Linked DNA regions of Homo sapiens: region 2 is linked to region 1. A link is an interaction called in ENCODE POLR2A ChIA-PET data of the cell type or tissue named here. Cell type or tissue: Caco-2. All regions are shown on one strand. Each heading gives the region's core, and the rest is flanking DNA. Links, peaks and the distances in the headings are about the cores only.

What was found. Peaks named below come from ENCODE experiments on the same cell type or tissue, not always from the same donor. Only the 100,000 strongest peaks of a DNase experiment are listed, where the experiment ranks them.
Region 2: POLR2A ChIA-PET joins it to region 1 with 8 read pairs; 3 of 35 experiments call an interaction of 5 or more read pairs at or near these places.

Annotation. Positions count from the first base shown.
Region 1 is chr14:62,688,952-62,695,765 of GRCh38, reverse strand. No RefSeq gene overlaps it. Among named protein-coding and RNA genes, the nearest start is that of KCNH5, 350 kb to the left of the region's middle. RefSeq lists a silencer at 3,301-3,595 and an enhancer at 3,301-3,595. In Caco-2, for the core only: no CTCF peak of the experiment used is centred there; DNase peaks (open chromatin) are centred at 1,545 and 3,355.
Region 2 is chr14:62,905,261-62,912,074 of GRCh38, reverse strand. All of the region lies in intron 7 of KCNH5 (potassium voltage-gated channel subfamily H member 5), which reads left to right. Among named protein-coding and RNA genes, the nearest start is that of KCNH5, 140 kb to the left of the region's middle. In Caco-2, for the core only: no CTCF peak of the experiment used is centred there; a DNase peak (open chromatin) is centred at 3,364.

The DNA of each region.
Region 1 (6,814 bases), core at 949-5,948:
CTGTTACACATAGTAGGTATTTGATGCTGTTTCAGAGTTCTTCCTGATTTAAGATTCAGCGCTATAAGATCAATTCCAAAAGTTCATGCTAAAGATGTAGAGGGGCCACTAGATGTTTCGCTAATTTAGGACTCTGACCCATTTAGATACAGTGAGGGCATACATAATGCTGGAGTGGACAAATTAAAATGTTTTTACCTAACATGACACCGGAACCATGTTTAACACCAATACCTTCATTCAACTTCCCTCCCTTCTATTCTCTGGCAAGATGTCTGTACCTTTTACAGGGCTGCATCTTGTGTGTTTTTCTTGTTGTTTTATTGAATTGACTTTGATATAAAACCAAGATTCTTATAATTTTGCGTGTTGTATACGGATGTTTGGATAAGTAGAAATATCTACTATTTTTCAGTCTCAGACACCCTCACATATAATGCTTCTAACAACCTCGTTAGAGAAATAAGCCCATAGGCTCTGGGTGATAACCCCTTGTAACCTCACATAGCTAGAAAGTATCAGAAAATGTTTTCAAACTCAGGTCTCTGACTTTCAGCTCTTATTTGCCTCAAAGTGACTCTCAGACCTGCATTAGGCCCTTGGTTTTTACATCAGGACCTATAGAAATAAATGTTAAAATTATTTTTTGGAGGATTTGTAATCTGATTACAGAATTCCAGGGTTTAGCCTTGTGCTGAAGTTCCTAACATAGGAAAAATGCTAGGGTTCCCCTTCGTGTATGTTCTATTTACAGATATGGAGTATTACAATTCATGGCATCCACTTAGTTTCTCCTTTGCATGATGACCTATGTGGAAAAGTCCCACAGGAGCATTGATATCTGTGCAGGACACTATGGTCATGTATACATGAGCTACTTAAGGAAAAGGGCTGTGGCCAGGAGCGGTGGCTCACGCCTGTAATCCCAGCACTTTGGGAGGCTGAGGTGGGCGGATCACCTGAGGTCGGGAGTTCGAGACCAGCCTGGCCAACATGGCGAAACCCCATCTCTACTAAAAATACAAAAATTAGCCAGGCGTTGTGGTGGGTGCCTGTAATCCCAGCTACTCAGGAGGCTGAGGCAGGAGAATCCCCTGAACCCGGGAGGCGGAGGTTGCAGTGAGCCGAGATTGCGCCATTGCACTCCAGCCTGGGAACAAGAACGAAACTCTGTCTCAAAAAAAAAAAAAAAAAAAGGAAAAGGGCTGTGTCCCTTCTTGTTTAATAGCTCCCTACAGTGTTTAGAAGTGTGCACTATACCCAGTATAGCTACTACTATTAAAAGTCTTGAAAGAATGCTTAGAGTAGTTCAAGTCTATTTCTTTAAGACTCACTCCTGTTTTGAAAAGCTTCAGTACAGCTAAGTCATGCAGGAGGATATATCTATCACTTGGTATTCTCTTTGCATTCAAAATGAGTGAGACATCATAAAACACTTCCAACTCCCTGACAATGTGTATTATGTGGCCTAGAACACCATGTGATGCCTTGATATGTTTGTGCGTCACCGGGCCCCAAAGACCTAACCATAAGTTCCCTTGTTCTTGCTAGATGTGTCCCCTTGACCCCCAGTGAAAAAGGCTTCCACCTGGCTAGTTTCCCTATTAGTCAGACCAGCTGCACTCCACCAGTCTGCAACCTAACAGGCTTTCATTTTCTTGCCATCCAACAAATTTCTTCAAACAATCCAATCACATCCTCCTGTGGGAACCAGGGGTTATCTCACCCCCTTGTTACTACAAAGTGTGCCTCACCATGGCCTCTGATTGTTCTGAGTCCAACCCCAGTGTGGCCCTACATGGTATGGGATGTTCTTCTCCTCTGGGCTGTGAGTATATGTGACCAACAAATTGCTATTTCATCTGCCCAGGGTTTGGTGTTTGGCCATCTTGTATTATTTAGGGTGGGGGACTCCTCCCTCACCGACGGGGTGAACAGGAGGCCACTAGAACAGAATGATAATTCACTTTATTCAGGAGAATTTTAGTGTCCATCAACTAATACTGCTCAACAAAAATTAGCACATTATGGCTGTTCTCACTTTGATGGTTTAATTAAGTGAGGGTCTCTGTATATCATAAGGCTTTGTAGTCAAACGTGGTGATACTCTGTGTATAAATTTTGGATTTTGTCTTTTGCTGTGATTTCATAATAAAGGTGATTGGTTTAGCTTGGACCTGCATCAGCCAGGTAGTAAAAATGAATCTCTTTTTAAATCCAGTTTGAATGCTTAGATCAAATGTGTTTTCCTCTTTCACCGTTCTTAATGGTGGAGTTCGTTGATGCAATAAAAGTGAAATAATGACACTTTGCTTTTTGCAAATGTCTTCACTTTTCAAGATACTTTGCATTTTCAAGGTATCAATAGCTTTACAGTTATCTGGACAGTTCAACAGTGAAGGAAATGATACTTTTTCAAAGTTTCTATACAATCTTTTCACTACTCCAAAGAGTTTGAAATGATCGTGTAGATCAGTAGTTCTCAACTGGGGCCAGTGTTGCTCTTAGGGGATAGTTGGCAATTTGTGGGAGTGTTTTGGGTTGTCTAATTAGGGCGACAGTGCTTCTGGCATCTAGTTGATAGGGACAAGTGATGCTGCTAAACATCCTACAATGAATAGAATAACTCTCATAATGAAGGTATTATCCCATCCCAAATGCCCAAAGTGCTGAGGTTGAGATTCCCTGATTTAGACCACACGGCATGCTGCTTGCTCTTTTCAAATTACACAAACCATTATGTGAATGATTTGACCCACAATTCAGCCACAGTCAGAAGTTGGCTTATTCAGAAAGTAACTCATGAGAACATTCCTAGAAATAGTGCAAAGCACCACAGTAGAGGCTGGGGGTTAGGGCACGGCAGATCCATGCTCATCCTTTCAGTCTGTATATAATCTCTACATCCCACAGTCCCTTTGTGCCTGTCTGAATAGAGCAGAACCATATTCTGCCATGACAAAGCAAAAATTCCCAGTCCAATGCTATAACTTTCAGTTCAGAATAGACTTTACAGAACATTTGTGTCTTTTTCATTTGATATTTAAGTATTCATACACAGATACTAGCTTCTTTCATGTGAAATTTGTAATTTAAAAAATGGATTAGTTTTTATTTTGGAAGAAGAATCTGCTCAACAATCAAATAACTCTTTTAACTGTCTGTCAAGTTATAAATGAGCCTAGTTTTGATACTATCCAGTTTATTATAGCTTAAATTGTAGGGGATCTAACAAATGTTGGTAAAAATGTCTTCTGTGGGCTCATTAGTATCATTTTTAAATGGAGGCTCCGCGGCTTCATTGAGCTGAATTCCTGCCCTGCCTTGCCCTCTTTCCTTTCTTATGTGTACACAGCTCTGACTCACTCATTACACAACCTTTGGAAAGAGAGTATGTGCTTAGAGGCAGAGATATGGGCTTGCCTGTGCACGTCAGTGCAAAAACTCATTGAGAATCCTGCTTAGGTTTATGTTTCCATTACCACTATTATTGCAGATCTGACTGAATGTGATGGCTTCTACATAATTACACACACATACACCTCATTCATGTAAATGAAATAAGCTTATGAGGCAAGTAATCATCTTAACTTGATAGCCACCACTCTTATTTCTTTGAGAATTAGGTGATATTTCTAGACTCTAGGAATCTTGCTTCCCTTAGTCCTGACAGTGAGCCACACTTTGTTTACAAATGAATTATGTCTGGTATTTGTACATTGGCACCAGTGAGATCTATTGGAGAAGTTTCATTGTGAAACTTTATTGCTTCTTAATTAATAACTTTATTATAGTTTAACTAGCATACATTTATTCACTATAAATCTATAATACTATGGGTTTAGTAAATTCATATAGGTGTGCAACCATCACCATGATCCAGTTCTAGAATGTTTCTGTTACCCCAAGCTGGTCCCTCATGCCCATTGTCAGTCCTCGCTACCCTCCCAAGCCTCAGGCAGTCCTCTTGTGCTTTCTCTTTCCTTAGATTTGCCATTAACAGACCTTTCACTTAAATAGAATCATACAATACACAGGCTTTGGTGCCAAACTTCTTTCTCTTAAACCATGCTTTGGAAGTAAATCCATGTTGTTGAATGTGTCAGCAGTTCATTTTTATTGCTGAGTATTTCAATACACAGTTATACCCCACTTTGTCTAGTTACCAATTGATAGACATTTAGATTATTTCTAATTTTTTTTTTTTGCTTTATAAATAATGCCTGTGTAGGTATATGTTTTCATTTGCCATGGGCGGATATGTAGGAGTAAAATTACTGGGACCTTTGGTAGATGTGTGTTTAAGTTTTAAAGAAAATACCAAACTATTTTCTCAAGTGACTGTACTATTTCACATTCCTTCTAACAACACATACGATGGTTCCAGTTTCTCCGCATCCTTGCTAACACGTAGTATTATCAGCCTTTCTGATTAGTTACATTTTAGTGGGTCTATAGTGGTATCTCCTGTGGTTTAAATGTGTATTTTCCTGATGATTAATGATCTTAAGCATCTTTATTTGTGCCCTTTCTATATCATCTTCTTTGGTGAAAGGTGTATTGGAATATATTGTATTGAGACAATGTTTACATCTCTCACCTTCTTTTTGCCTCTCGTTGCCACTATTTTTCAGTCCCAATAGGTTGACAATTAATTGATTTCTGAGCTATAAGACTAGGCACTTCTCAGATATTTTAGTGAATTATTGGGAAGGGGGATCAGAGGCATTAGCACTTTTGGGAGGTATTGCTTGAAATTACAAAGCTTCCTTCACTGCTTAATATGTCTGACTATTTCAAGGAACCCATTTACACTATTTCTTAATAGGTGCTGCAAAGCAGTTTGGTGCCAAAGATTTTAATCTCAAAAGATTTTATTTATCCCAATGAGAGATTTGAGATTTTATTAATCTCAAAAGCTGATTTTGAAAAGAATTCAGGAGGAATTTTGCATTCCTATTCTGAACTGTTCTTATAGTTGTCTAGTATTCATCCATTCATGCAGGTAATAAATGCTAGATTAAACTATAAAAATCTTTAAAAGTAAAGCACCTTAAAAATTATAGTTGCACATCTAGGCAAGATCTATTCCTTGCAATTCAGGCAACTCAGTATCTTGGGCTGGTTTACTTTTCAAGCTCTCAGTCAGACCCTTTATTTCATGGAAAAGTTATTTAGTCAGGGTTCTATCCATTAGTTTCTCCAGCAGGCTTTGCTTTTCTTTGGTGCATTGTTTTTTAAGTTAAACTAAAATAAGAAGATTTTTCTGGTGAAAAATCCTGTAAAGCAGGTGATATGGCTATACAATAATATTCTGTTTTAAAAAATTATAGTTTGTTTCACAAGCTTAAGAATTATAATAACATGGAATTTAAAAGTCTTTGTTGCTTTGTGTTGTAAACTCATTCTGGAAAAGTTGAGGAAAGTATACTATTATTTTTCTTTTGACTTGTTGGCTAATGGTCATTTTTCCAGAATGACTTGATGTGAAAGAGCATGAACTATTCCAAGCAAAGCAGAATTGTTCACAGTTGGAGAGATTCAATATCTCTCCAAACCAAGTCTTTTGGCTTACATTTCCCTGCAACACCTCAAGCCACGGTGAAGCTTTGAAAGAAGATGCCCATTGAAAAGTGTTTCACAATTCTAGGACCTCAGACTATACTGCTTCTAAATACACTGGTTCTGTGCCTGTAAAGTGCAGATTGGGCTCCCACTAATTTACAAAATTAAATCCCATTCTCACTCTACTGATCCCGTAAGCTGATTCTGTGAAGGCCAAGGCCACATTTCCTGGATACCCTTGTTTCTCCAGGATCTAACAAAGAGCCACATGTGTAGAATGTAATCAGTCATTGTTGACTAAACAAATGTTGAATGTTATCTTAACATTGTTAAATGTCAACATCATAAAATGGTGAATGAATATCTTAATACCTCACTGTCTGACTCTTAGAGAGACTACCTTCTACTCAGTATTTTCAGGTTTCTTCAGATTTGTTCCTTTTGGTTCAAAGGTTAAAATGAAGAGATCACTACTGTATATTCTGGTATGATGCTAATAACATTTTAGAATATGTGGAATTACCAATATACAACTATATCATTTTAGTTTTCCTGTAATTTTTCAAATGTATGTTATTTTACAGACATGCATTAGATTCATACTACATAAAACTACTACGCCTTAAAAGGGAGCGTTACAGAGGCATACGGGAGAGAGTTCGTGCCTTCAGAGGAGCTTAGAATACAAGGTAGGATGCTGAGAGGTATACAAATAATATAAAGGACTAGGTACAAGTGGAAGGAATGTGGTAAGGATGCAGAGAAAATAATGATTGTGGAAAGAATCATCCTCAGACTTCCAGATGGGAGCATGGGTGTTGTGGTCTACCTGCATTTGTATTCCCTCCTGTTGCTAGCAGGACTGTAAAATGCTCCATTCACTCTAGAAAACAGTTTGTTTCTTAAAACACTAAATATACACTTACCGTAAGACTCAGGAATTTGTGCTCCTGAATATTTATCCAAAATGAAACTAATGTTCCCCCCAAAAAAGCTGTACACAATTGTCCATAGAAGCCTTTTTTGTAATAGACTAAAACTGGAAACAACCAAAATGCCCCTCAATGGTGAAACAAACTATGGTATGCCGATATTGTGGAACATTATGCAACAATAAAAAAGAATAAGCTATTAATATACACAACAACTTGGGTGGATCTTAAGGTGAGCTGGGAGCAGGAGAGCAGGTGGACAGAAAGCACAGCTCCTGAGTCTCAATGATGTGACTAATGGTCAAGAGTGTGCCTTG
Region 2 (6,814 bases), core at 1,141-6,140, 220 kb before region 1:
GTCTAAAACACTTTACTTTTTTTTTTTTTTTTTTTTTGATTAGGAGTCTCGCTCTGTCACCCAGGCTGGAATGCAGTGGCATGATCTCGGCTCACTGCAACATCCGCCTCCCGGTTTCAAGCAATTCTCCTGCCTCAGCCTCTCGAGTAGCTGCAATTACAGGTGCCTGCCACCACGCCCAGCTAATTTTTAAAATATTTTTAGTAGAGACGGGGTGTTACTATGTTGGCCAGGCTTGTCTGGAACTCCTGGCCTCAAGTGATCCACCTGCCTCCCTCCTAAAGTGCTGGGATTACAGGTGTGAGCCACCGTGCCCAGCTACTTGACAGTTTTTGAGTTAAAAAAAAAAAAAGCTAGTTAAAAGCCTTCCTCCAGTAATCTGACATGCTGATGTTTTTTTCTTATATACAAAATGTTCACAAATATTGACCCACTTCTCTAATTTGTATTCTGTTTTATTGATCAAGTTGTCTATTTCTGAATCAATGTTGTGTTTTCTTAATTCTTATATCTTTGTAATATATTTTGGATCTGGTAGGGTACAATTCCAGGCTTTGTCTATTCCTGATCATTTACTCTTCTGTATGAATTTCAGAATTATCTCATCAAGTTCCATGGAAACATTCTACTTGGCTTTTGATTAAGATTATGTTGAATTTTCCCAGCTACTCGGGAGGCTGAGGCAGGAGAATGATGTGAACCTGGGAGGTGGAGCTTGCAGTGAGCCGAGATTGCGCCACTGCACTCCAGCTTGGGTAAAAGAGCAAGACTCCGTCTCAAAAAAAAAAAAAAGAAAAAAAAAAGAAAGAAAGATTGTGTTGAATTTATAGGTTAAATCAAGATCATTATGTTGTTTATACCATCAACATTTCCTCTCCATGCACATGGTATACCTTCATTTATTCATATATTCTTGTGTGTCCTTCACTCAACAAATATTTTTAAGTATATACTATTTTAGAGTACTGTTCTAGGTGTTAGGGATACATCATTGTTTAAATGCCCCTACTCTTAAGTAGTAGTTTGTATTTCAGTGAGGGAAGAGAGAAAATAGAGAAATAAGAAACAAATGTATAATATGTTCCATTATGATACAATAAAGTAGGGTATAGGATGACAGAACAACAGAGGGGTGTGTGTGTGTGTGTGTGTGTGTGTGTGTGTGTGTGTGTGTGGTGTATGCACACACATACCCTGTTTGATTAGCAGAGTCTTCTCTGATAAAGTAACATTTGAATCAGGGAAAAAAGTGAGCCATGTGAACATCTTGAGAAAAAGCTGCTTTCCAGAGGGAACACCGGTGCAAAACTGTGAGCTGGGAAGCTGCCTGATGTGCTCAAAGAACCGTACAGAGCCCAGCATGGTTAGAGTCGTGAGAGAGAGGGAGAAACATTTTGTAGTTTTCTCCATAAAGATCTTGAATATTCCTTGTTAGATTTATTCCCAGGTATTTTACAGCCTGTGCTCTGAATGTCTATTTTATGTTCTTTCCAAAACTACCTTTTCAATTTGTTATTGCTGCTGTGTAGGAGAATTACTGATTCTTGTATGTTGATTTTATGTCCTGTTACATAACTTAGTGCTAGTATTTTAGCAGTTGATTCTATTTGTTTTTTTAAATTAAGTGAAAATCTTGTGTAATGACTATTTGTCTCCATCCTAGACTGTTTTATTAATATTTTTTTCCTTGTCTTGTTACATTTCTAGGACACCCCGTAAAATATGTACTAGTATCTGTGAAAATGAGCATCTGTTTTCCTTTCTCTAATTTTAATGAAATGCTTCCAATTTCATAATAAGCATGATGTTTGCTATTTCTTTAATAAAACAGGCAATATTTCTTCTATTTATAATTTGTAAGGTTTTTAAAAATGAAACTTTTTAGCATCTATTAAGCTTGTGTGTGTGTGTGTGTGTGTGTGTGTGTGTAACATGTTAGTGTAGTGAATTGCCTTGATATCTTTCTTATCTGGAACTATTTTTCAATTCTTGGTCACATACTGATTCAAAAAATATCAAGTGCCTACAGGAACTGGTACCATTCTAGGCACTTGAGTTACGTTAGTGAACAAAACACTCAAAAATTCCTGGCATAATGAAGCTGATATTCTAATGATGGAAAGCAAAAAAAGAAAAAAACCAATACATATAATAAATGAAATATTGTATTTTTCGTTAGAAGAGATAAGTACAATGGCAAGCGGAAGGAGCAAAGCATATAAGGAGCAGAGTGTGTTTGGGGGGTTTGTACTCTCAGTTAGATGGGCTGACATTGTGTGGTTCTAAGCAGAGGTATGGCATCACCTGCCTGTGCCTCTGCGGGCTCACTCTGGACAAATAGACTGTGTGGGGGTGTGGGTGGCGGGTGAGCAAAGGAAGCAAATGGAGACATATAAAGAGCTTATTATAGGAATACAGGAGGGAGGTGATTGAGACTGACTTGGTGGATGGCAGTGGGGGTGAAGAACATCCACTTCTATTTTGAAATAGAGGTAACTGGATGTTTTCTGACCAATTGCATACAAGGTGTGAGAGGAAGAGAGAGAGAGGTTGAGGTTTTTGGCCTGAGCAACCTGATCATGATGTTTCTTTTAATAAAAAGCTAGATTTGATTTGCTAATAATTTATTTAGGACTTTTACAATGTTGCTCATAATTAAAATTGTGTGAGAACTTTCTGTTCTTCCATATCCCTTGTCTGGTTCTATTAGCCTTTAAAATACGTAGCATAGGCCGGGCGCGGTGGCTCACGCCTGTAATCCCAGCACTTTGGGAGGCCGAGGCGGGCGGATCACGAGGTCAGGAGATCGAGACCATCCCGGCTAAAACGGTGAAACCCCGTCTCTACTAAAAATACAAAAAATTAGCCGGGCGTAGTGGCGGGCGCCTGTAGTCCCAGCTACTTGGGAGGCTGAGGCAGGAGAATGGCGTGAACCCGGGAGGCGGAGCTTGCAGTGAGCCGAGATCCCGCCACTGCACTCCAGCCTGGGCGACAGAGCGAGATTCCGTCTCAAAAAAAAAAAAAAAAAAAAAAAAAAAAAAATACGTAGCATAGTGTTTTCTATGTTTGAGAGCAGCTTGGCTACAGTTAGTTTTCTTTTACTTAAAACTTTGGTTGAGTTTGCTCAAAGAGTCATTTGGACCTGGTCAGGTAGTAGGTCAATGAGTCAGCATCCCCCAGACCACCCCCAAGTTTGGTGATTTGCTAGAAGGAGTCACAGGACTCCATATTGTGATACTCATGACTAAGATTTATTACAGCAAAAAAAAAAAAAAAAAAAAAAAAAAAAAAATACAAAGCAAAATCAACAAAGGGCAAAGGCACATGGGGCAAAGTCTGGAGGACACTGGGCACAATCTTCCAAAAATTCTTTCACAGCGAAGTCACACAGGACAAGCCTGATTCCTCCAGCTATAGCTGGACACATGTGAAGTGTTATTTGCCAGGAGGGCTCCAGTCTGTGCCTCTGGGTGTTTGCAGCTTTATGTCCCTTCTTTGTTTAGGTGCTGTCTCCTATCTTTGAAGGATTCCTAATAGTTTCCCTGAATTTGAGGTTTACTGAGGATTCTTCCTCTAAGTTTCAACAAGCTATTTTGTAATTTCTAGGAATTTGGGGTGGGAAGGAGAGATCATAGCATGTTCTAAGGCTACCATCTTGGCCAGGGAGGCTCTTTTTGTGTTACTGAGTAGGCGGGTGAACAGGAAGCAGGAAGGTGATTGAAAGTCAGACGTATCCGTCTGTCATGTCTGTGCTCATCTCTGCTCCCCTGACAACTAACAAACCCGTTGACTTCATTGCATTTCAGATTCCTAACCTGTAAAATGGAGATCACTGTAGTCCTGTGAAGATGAAATGTGTTCAAGAATGGTAGCCTCCTATTTACTACATATTGATGCTTAACAAACTGTTTTTTTCCCCTTTTTTGGTCAAATAAAATGAAATATACTGTTATACAAACTGAGCTGAAAACATGTAGAATCCATTACCCACAAAAGTTTGTGTAGTATGTATACATAATTATGTTTGAAAATCATTTAAATAAGGTCTTTGTGGATAGATTCATAATGGAGAGTCAAGGAGACCCTTGGGATGCTTGGGAAAGTATCTTTAATATTTTGAAGACGTCATTGTGGTAGAAGATGACCTTCATCTTGCACAATGCCCTCATGTGACTAACAGCAGGAGAACATCGACTATTGGTTGATCCACTAAGTTCTTTATTATGCTGTTACACAGGGCAGGGGCCAGAGCAAGTTGCACATGCTGCTCTGCTTTGTGCTTGTCACTTGCCGCTCCAGCCAGGCCACATGAGCTTGAGAACGGCTTCCTGTTTTATAGAAAGGCCATGAGTGCACAGGGAATGACAAAACGGAATGACTAGGTATGGCAATCCTACTTGCTTTTAGTTTTCTATACCTGTTACTCAGACTCCTTGTCTAGGCAATTGACCCTCAATTTCCAGACCCTGCAGTCATTTGTGGATTGCAGTGCTTGGTTTCCTGTCCTGGAAACCTGATCTCCCTGGATTTCAGGACTCTTATTATATACTAACCTTGGCAGTTGCCCTTTCCTTCCAGACTTGCATGAAGTTGTCAATGAGACCATCATGTGGGAGAGAATAAAAATGCACGATAAACTAGGAAATAGTCAGTGTGGCACTGTGAAGACAAATCATGGCAGACTTATTTCATTTCTTCTCTGATAGAGTGACAGGCATCATAAACAAGGGAGAGTAATGGGCTAGATCTATCTTGCTTCCCTGTAATCACTCCTGAAACACTCAAGGTATGACTGGGTCATATTTTATATTTCCATATAGATGAGAAACAGGATCTTTGTCATAGGGTCTGATTGATCTGTCTAGTTTCTCTGAGATTCCACATCCAAGCCAACATCCTGGATAAGTTGCACTAACAAAAAATCAGAGCAGCAGAATTTAATAAAGAATTAAGGAGAGAAGACTGTCTAGAAAGACAGTGAGACACATCCTACATGTGGAAAGTATAGTCAGAATTCAGGAAGGGATTGGGATTGTAAAGTTAAGAAAATGGATTAGGGTTGAAAATGCAAGCTGAATCTTTACAAAGAATTCAGGAAGAATTGAGACAGTGCTATACGTTGTTCATTGCAGGATACATTTTTTATTTTGCTTTTGAGACACCCTAGGTAAGGTACTTGAGAACACTTTGGGGTCGGTTGGATTCTGATTCCTTCTCAAGTACAGTAAACTCTCTTTACAGATATATACATTTCTTGCTGATGAGGAAAGTGGAATGAGAAAGAATATGGATGTCACCATAAAATGAGACAAGAAAAAAAAAGTTTTGTTATGTTTAAAAAACTCTCCTAATTTGTATTCTATTGATGGTGAGTAAACAATATAACCCTTACATGTGAAGAGTAGTCTATTCATTTCTCTTTATGAATTTAACAATATCAATTAGAAAGCCAAAGGGGAAAAGCCCATCTATATTCTATTTGTTGTTCAACAGAGAGAGAAATGAGTTGTACATTTTTAGTATCTGACCTTTTTTTTAAAGGAAGATAGATTATTCTCATTCTTAATGGAAACCTGTGAATAGTGTTGATCCAAGTGAAATATAGATTTTTGTAAAAGAGAGGAAAGGGATTTTGTTACAGAATGAGCTTCTATGTTTCCTTTACATCTTGGCTCAATCACTATTTCATTAGAGAAGCCTTCTCTGACTTCCCAGACAAGGTCAGCTCAACCTTTTCTATATTCTCACAGCACCAAGTATGTGCGTGTCTGTCTGTGTGTGGTTACACACACAGACATACTATATTTGTGACTCTTTTACGTGATATTCCCCTTTAGATAGACTGTAAGCTCCACTGAACACAGGAAATGCACATGTTTTGGCTCATCTTTCCTAACCAAAGCCTAGCATGGTGTCTAACACCTAATACACTCTCAATAAATGAATGAGCCAATAAACAGTGATTGTGGTCTAGATATTAAAATGCTGAGAAAACCCTATGCAGTTGAATAGAACTATATTCATTGCTCATGAAAGGAGATTTTACTTAAAAGTTTTACCTTAGATGTGCTACCTTTTTGAGTAAGGGAGGCAAATTTTCAAACCTATGGGAGAGTTAGGGTGGGGAGTAGGAGACAGCACTGCCACATTCTGGGTGGGTGAGAGCTGGATGTGAAGTGGGCCTGGTGCCAGTCTCAGTCTTGACCTAATTTTGATAACTGTTACTGAACACGTTGCTCTTTTATCATGGCGTTGAAAGCCTATCTAAAAGCACTCTGTGGGACCTTTAGATATAGCAAGTGAAAGGGATCAAAGCCCTGAGAACTAGACATTGTTGGCTCACCCTGGAAGGCTGGCTTCAGTAACACTGCTTCCCTCTTCTCCACTGACAACTGGTTCACTGAGCAGGAAGTTGGGATTAATTTACTGGAGAGCAGGGAAGGTGACAGGATTTCCACAGCAATTGAACACATTTAGCAGAGAAATGTTCTAACCATTGGTGACTTCATGATTTCCTCTTTCTTGGGAAAGTCCAAGACTCTTACCTAACATTTGTCATCCTTCTCCCCTGCCCCCCTCAATGAAGGAGAATGATAGAAAGGAGATCTTAGCAAAAAAAGGAAAAAATAAGAACAAATCCAAACTTTTATCTTATAGTTACTATGGAATTAAGTCCAAAAATGATGCTGGCTTTCATGGCAAACATGCATACTTCTCTCCTTCCATAGCCTCAGTTTCTGTGCCTTATTATTGTTTATATTCATTAATAATTTTAGCTAATAGGGTTATTATGCAAATGTTACCAGGTGTTTTT